Linked DNA regions of Homo sapiens: region 2 is linked to region 1. A link is a contact called in ENCODE Hi-C or POLR2A ChIA-PET data. All regions are on one chromosome and are shown on one strand. The core of a region is the stretch at or near the end of the contact, and the rest is flanking DNA. Distances in the headings are between cores, read along the strand shown. Region 1 holds the start of EHD1 (EH domain containing 1). Region 2 holds the start of CDC42EP2 (CDC42 effector protein 2).

The links. A loop is a pair of places that touch in the nucleus more often than their neighbours do. ChIA-PET counts read pairs that join two places held with the same protein, here RNA polymerase II (POLR2A). Pooled maps may share reads with other maps.
Region 2: a loop to region 1 is called in a pooled map, with 3 times the contacts of the local background. The contact joins the promoter of CDC42EP2 here to the promoter of EHD1 in region 1. A Hi-C loop is called at or near these places in 2 of 50 pooled maps. POLR2A ChIA-PET finds 5 or more read pairs at or near these places in 3 of 52 experiments (A673, AG04450 and HepG2).

The regions. Positions count from the first base shown.
Region 1 is chr11:64,877,103-64,880,532 of GRCh38, reverse strand. EHD1 (EH domain containing 1) reads left to right here and starts at 1,912. Exons shown (of 5, transcript NM_006795.4): 1 at 1,912-2,472. The coding sequence starts at 2,069. MIR10392 (microRNA 10392) reads left to right here and starts at 1,924; the gene lies at 1,924-2,010. RefSeq lists silencers at 1,526-2,085, 2,106-2,155, 3,006-3,075 and enhancers at 3,236-3,335, 2,999-3,430.
Region 2 is chr11:65,313,063-65,316,492 of GRCh38, reverse strand. It overlaps CDC42EP2 (CDC42 effector protein 2), which reads right to left and starts at 1,627. Exons shown (of 2, transcript NM_006779.4): 1 at 1,539-1,627. It overlaps LOC105369344 (a long non-coding RNA gene), which reads left to right and starts at 1,804. Exons shown (of 3, transcript XR_007062727.1): 1 at 1,804-2,722. RefSeq lists silencers at 670-829, 1,000-1,129, 1,590-1,969.

The DNA.
Region 1 (3,430 bases), core at 663-3,162:
GGCTCTGGGGAGATTTGAAAACCATGGCGCGTCAATGAGAATGCTGCCGGGGCGCCAGTTTGGAGCAGCCTCATTGAGACGACTGAACAACTACTTCATTCAGGATCCTCAGCCCTGGGCCCTTCCCTAGATCAACCCAGAAACTGCATCTCCGGGGTGGATCCCTAACAGTGCTGAGTAGGAGGCAAACACTGTGGCTTCTAAGGCTGACCCGGGAAGTCTGGACTAGGCCCGCCGGAGGCTCCTCGTCACCAATTGGCATGCAGCCTCTGGTGACAGCTCTGCCTAGGAGCCTCAGTATCTTCTTTTGAGAATAACACCAAAAAAAAAAAAAAAAAAAAAAAAGGGGGGGGGCAGTAGCTTGTGTGCTTTACTATGATGAAAAGAATCAAATCAAAGCACTAAGGGGCGTAAGATTGCAGGCAGGGTTGGAATTACTTATCCGCTCTCCAATGGTTAGGGAGCAAGAGGGGAGGGCAAGGGAACTATCTATTCCCTCGGAAGGGATCTTACAAGCGGTAGGCGAACAAACCTCCCATCGTGTCCTCTCTAGATTCCACCACTCAGTTCCCCTGAGATATCCCCCGTTCTCAGATTTGAGTTCCTGCCTCTTCCTCTTAGCCTACCAGCCCAAGTTATCCCCTGATACAGGCCCCTAGCCCTCCAGGCTTCCACATCTCCCAGAAGCGAGGAAGTTGGACCTGAGGCTTTCAAAGTCGCAGGTTCAATTCAGATCTCTTTAAGAGCCCCCAGGGTCCTGCTACCACAGGTTGGTGTCTTGATACTGGTTACATAACAATCAGTCCCCAAAGCTCTGACATCACCCACTGAAGATTCTCACCAGCCTGGACAGCCAAAGGGGTCTGTGTGTGGCCGGGGAGGATGGCGGGGGAGTGAGCCCCATGGAACAGCCAGGAACTGGTAAGGGGAGGTAGGGCACAGATCCCAGTAAATGATGGTAAATGGTGGTGACCCCGAGAGGAAAGTGGAAGTATTTGGGTTTTTAAACTTCCCCCTAAATTCCCACAAGATTTCATTGTTGCCCCCACACTTCCCCTCTTCCCCACATAGGGAATTTCCGATTTCACTTCCCAATACGCAAGTGGCCAGAGAGCCTCAACTTCCTCCTCATGCCCTCCCTGCCTTGCCCCAGCTATAGCCTTTGTGGGGAAGCCTTCTCTTCTCCCGCGCGAGTCCGGTGTCACCCATGTCCTCCCTCGCTTGCGTCCCTCTCCCATTCCCACCCCGTCGGCCTGAGGGGAGGTCAGGCCTCTCGCTGCCCATTTTTCTTTCCCCAGTCACCAGCCCGCCCCGGATTCTCTACTCCCTCAGCTTGCTCTGCTACCACTTTCCTGTCTCTCCCTCTCCCAAAGCAGATAAAAGATGAGGGGACAAAGACAGTGTGTGTCTGGGAAGCTGGGCTGAGAGGAGGAGGTGCCGCCGCCTGGGGGTACTCCGATGCTTCCGGGGATTCCGAGCCAGCTGGAGGACCGCACGTGGCGAACGGCGGGCGCGGCGCGTAGTCAGGGAACCAGGGTGCCTGACTGGGTGTCTCGTGGAGCCATCCCGCGGGGGTGTGGGGGGGCCACGGTGCCGGAAGGCGCGCGGCCCAGAGGCCGTCTCCGCCGAACGCCCGCTCCTCGCCTTCCTAACCGCAGCACTTTCGCGAGCCTCCCTACGAGGGGCGGGGCGAAACAGGTGCGGTTGCCACGGCACCCGGACCACAGCCTCGCGAGATTTGGAATCAGCCAATGGGGGCGGGGTAGGGGAAGACGTGGCACCAGTCGGAGGGGCGGGGCTGGGAGGGGCTCCTCCCTACCGCCCCCAATTCCGCCCTGCCCCCGCCGCGGCGGCGCTAGCCGCCACTGAGGGACCGACCCTATAAAGGCCGCTCCGCGAGGGGTGCGCAGCATTCGGCAGAGGGCGCTTCGACGGGCTGGGCTGTGCGCCTGCGCAGTGTGGGTCGCTCCCGATTCCCTGCCCCGGCCGGCCCCGCCTCGGCTCCGCACCCTCGCCCCGCTCTCAGCCGCCGCTCTGCCCCGCAGCAGCCAGCCCCGTGTCCGGCAGTATGTTCAGCTGGGTCAGCAAGGATGCCCGCCGCAAGAAGGAGCCGGAGCTCTTCCAGACGGTGGCTGAGGGGCTGCGGCAGCTGTACGCGCAGAAGCTGCTACCCCTGGAGGAGCACTACCGCTTCCACGAGTTCCACTCGCCCGCGCTGGAGGACGCTGACTTCGACAACAAGCCTATGGTGCTCCTCGTGGGGCAGTACAGCACGGGCAAGACCACCTTCATCCGACACCTGATCGAGCAGGACTTCCCGGGGATGCGCATCGGGCCCGAGCCCACCACCGACTCCTTCATCGCCGTCATGCACGGCCCCACTGAGGGCGTGGTGCCGGGCAACGCGCTCGTGGTGGACCCGCGGCGCCCCTTCCGCAAGCTCAACGCGTTTGGCAACGCTTTCCTCAACAGGTACCCACCCATCACTCCAGGGGGCGGGGGGCGCGTCCGGGGCACACCCCTCACTCGGAGCCTGACCCTCCCGTGGCTGTCGCCCCGCCGTCCTTTGTCTCCGAGGCCCCAGTGAGACCCTCAGTGACCACTCCCTGGTCCAAGGGCCCTGCCCCTTCCCAGAGTAAACCCACTGGGGGTCTAAGAGTGGGCGTTGTCGGCTCCCCCAGCTTCTGTCCTCCCCAGAATCTTCCAGGGTAACCACCAAGCCCTCCTGCAGATCCCAGCCCCACTCCCCTCAGCAGCAGGGCCGCAGTAGGAAGCTGAGCCATTCCTGCGCTCCTTTTCTTGGTCTCCACCTCCGTCCCGCAGGCTGGATGCACCTAATTCACGGAAATCAACCCTCCCCTCCCTGTCTTCTTAAGTGTCAATAGCAAAACACAATGAAACTTTTAGCCATTCCCTTCTCTGGTGCGGTGTGGGTCTGCTCTGCCTCCCCTGGGACGGTGGTTTTGTGTAGGAGGGAGGAGGAGGATCGGCTGTGGCTTGCTGACTTTGGGGCAGCCCCTTGGAGGCAGGGGACAGTTGAGGTTCGAACACTTCTCCCAATGGCAGCTCTCAAGAGGTCAGTGCTGCCCTGAGGGGTTTCAGGAAGCAGGATGAGGTGGTGGCAGTGGGAGCCCTGCAATGAGATTCTGGCCCTAAGCCCTTCTGTGCACTGAGGGACAGAATCTGAGGTTCCTTCACCCACTTGGACCTCACTTTTCCAGTTAAGTGGCCTCTGCACGCGAGGAGAGTGAGCTCCAGGACTCTGCCTGTCTCAGTGCTGTGAATGAAACACAGTGCTCCCGCCCCTCAAGGAGTGCAATGCCCAAGCTCACTTTTCTCCAGAGAAACTCGAGACATGCCCGTCCCAACCCCCAGGCGACATACCAAAGTACTTCACAGACCCTGTCCTCCCTGCCACCCCACGTTCACG
Region 2 (3,430 bases), core at 378-2,877, 440 kb before region 1:
GGGCTCACAGCTAGGCTGGGAACAGTGGGTCCCCAGATCTCCTCCATCTACATCCTGACCTTTGGCTGCCCCCGTCTGCCCAACTTTCATGTGTCCAGAGATATGAGAATGAGGTCTCCATCAGGACAGGGCTGTGGGGAGCTGGGAGGGGAGCTCCCTGCAGCAGTCGGGGAGCAGATAGGAGCATCCTAGCTCTCTGTGATTGCCCTGGACAGGAGCCCTGGACCTCCCAATGAGAAAATGACTTCCGGCAGGCAGGGATCCTCCTATCATGAAGAATATTAGGCCACCTCACACCCCCTCTTCTCCTAAATCAGGAGACTGTCCTTAAATCCAGCTCCACCTGGGACTTCCTCAGTAACCTTCAGCAAGACGCCTCTCCTCTCTGGGTCTCACCTTTCCCATCTATAAAATGGGCTGACAACGAAGCCACCACTAAAGGGCCACTGGAGATCCCACTGCAATATTGCAGGTGAGAGCGCCAATGTACAATAGCGGGGTTCAGCGGGTCACTGTAGGTTTTATCATTCATTCAGCAAATATCTACAAGGCCTTCCTTCCTCAAGCACTTCGATTCTCCGGGGCCAGTGCTTTGAACAATAGCAAAAACGAAGGGCTCCTGACCCCAGGCGTCCACCTCCTCCCGCCCTCCTAGACCTCGAGGATGCAGAGACCCTCTAGCGGCCGCTGGGTCTCCCGGGGTCCCGGTGCCTCCGGAGAGGTGCCCGGCTCCGCGGCCGCCAGGTGGCGCGCGTGCTCCCTTGATCGCCTCGTGTCCCGGAGGACTCCGAGAGCGCACCGGGGTCTCCAGCGCCCCTCCCCCGGGCTCCAGGCAGGCGGTCCCCAAGGAGCTGCGCGTTCAAGTACCAGATGGGGATTACCTGCGAGATCTTTTTGCTTCGGGGTTTCTGGTCCCACAATCGGGGAAAAAGGGGGCGATTGGGGACCCTGCCCTAGTCTCCAAGCTCTGGGAGGAGCCTCCCCCCTGTGCTTTCCGGCCTGGGCGATGTCCTAGTGTCCGCTCGGCACAGGGCCAGAGCTCGGGCGTGCGGGCCCCCGCCCCTCCCACGGGTCCGGCTCCTTAGCTCCGGCTCGGGTTCCTGCGCCGACCCCTCCCCACTCCTACCCGGGCGGAGCCCAGCCCAGCCCGGATCCGTTTCAGGACATTCGCGGCCGCAGCTAAAGATAGGAGAACAACTCACTATCGGCTAAAAATACGGCCCCCAGCCCCGGTGGGGATGCTGGGCGGCGGGGCACCCCTGGGTCTCGGGAGGGGGGCGGGGGCCCGGACACAAAATGGAGGGCAGAACGGGGAATTCGGGGTCGGGATGCGTTGCGCCCCCACGGACCGTGGCGGGCACGGGCGAGGCTGCGGGAACCCAGATGCGGGTGGGAAGCCCCATGGAGCCCTAGGAGCCCTCGAAAGGAACTGAGTGAGGTGAGAGGCAGAGCCAGGGCGCGAGCTGGGGCGGGGCGCCACAGAGATGGGCCTCTCGGGGGACCCCCGCGAAGCTGCGAAAATCCCAGCCCGAACTCACCGTGAGGCGCGCAGACGGCAGACCGGCGGACAGCAAGGTCTCAGGAGCTGGACAGCGCGGCGGCCGGACCCGACCGGCGGTGAACTTACAGAGTGCACCGCGGACCCCGCAGCCCCGCCCCGGCCCGCGGAGCCAATGCCGGGGCCGCGCCAGCCAAGCCCCTCCCCATCCCCGCCCAGGCCCCGCCCCACTCCGGGCACCGCCCGGGGCTCCCGGCGTGGGAGGTGCCGCTCCCGGGTCCAGCGGTCGCGCGCGCCCTGGAGTCCTGTCCTGGTTCTGGCGGCTGAGGGCCGGGTGGCGCAGGCGGCCTCCGGCTGTGCCCATGGGAACTAAAACCTTCGGTTCTAGAAGAGCCGGGGGAGAGGCTCCGGGAAGACCGAATTCTTCAGAAATCGCAGAGAGACCTTGGACCGGATCCTTCCCTGCAGGGCTGCGTCGGGGAAGCGCCGGCACAAGTATATTCAGCGACTTCCTTGGAAGCGCCTACGTTAGAATACTACAAACTTACAAGCTAGTTGATCAGTTTACCTCCCACTAGAAAAGACAGTATGGGAAGGCAGAGGCCGCGTGGCCTGGACCCCCGTCTTTGCTGTCAGGCTTCCAGAGTGAAGGTGGGGCTCATATTCAGACTAGTTCCTGGTCCATTCATTCTTTCAGTCAGTCAGTCAGTCATTCCTACAGGGCCAGAAACTTTTTTTTTTTTTGAGACAGAGTTTCGCTCTTGTTGCCCAGACTGCTCACCGCAACCTCCGTCTCCTGGGTTCAAGAGATTCTCCTGCCTCAGCCTCCCGAGTAGCTGGGATTACAGGCATGTGCCAGCACACCTGGCTAATTTTTGTATTCTTAGTAGAGACGGAGTTTCTCCATGTTGGCCAGGCTGGTCTCGAATTCCCGACCTCAAGTGATCTGCCCGCCTCGGCCTCCCGAAGTGCTGCAATTACAGGCGTGAGCCACCGCGCCCGGCCCAGAAACATGTTTTGAAGGGCAGGCACCGCACAGGGTGCTGGAGACAGACTGAAGGAAACTGCACCTCTCAGTGACTCAAGAGAGATTTGTTGAGTATCTACCAAGTGCCTAGCGCTGTTCTTGTCCCTGGGGATTCAGCCTCTGGATTGGGACCTGCAGCCCAGAGAAGGGAAATGGGGGAAATCCAAGTTCCCAGGTACATCATGATACCCTTCCAGGTGGGTAAGTGCTAAGAAGAGTGGGGCAGAGGAAGTGGTGGGTAGTGACGGGGTGGACAGACCTCACTTTCTAGAGGATGACAGCTATGCCAGCTCAGTGTGACCAGGATGGTTGGCTTCAATGCTGTCAGTGTGGGAAGGGCTTTTAGGGAGGCAGAGCCGGGAAGACCTCAGTGGGGGAGGCAGGATGCTGGGGGTGGGGGAAGATGCCAGACAAGCTGGGAGGTCCGGATGGGAAGAAGGGGATCATGGTAGGTAAAATAACAGCCCCCCTAAATATGTTCACATCTAGCCAGGTGCTGTGGCTCATGCCTATAATCCCAGCACTTTGGGAGGCCAAGGTGGGAGGATTGCTTGGGTCCAGGAGTTTGACACTGACACCAGCCTGAGCAACATAGTGAGACCCTGTTTCTACAACAAATAAATTAGCCGGACATGGTGGCTCAAGCCTGTAGTCCCAGGTACTCTGGAGGCTTAGGTAGGAGAATTGCTTGAACCTGGGAGGTTAAGGCTGCAGTGAGCTGTGATCACGCCACTGCACTCCAGCCTGGGCAATAGAGCAAAAACCCATGTAAAAAAAAAAAAAGAAAAGAAAAAAAGCCCACATCCGAACCTGTGTAATCTATGAATATGTTTTGTTACATGAGAAATGGAAATGAAAATTGCCAATGAGGGCTGGGCGCCGTGGCTCATGCCTGTAATCCCAGC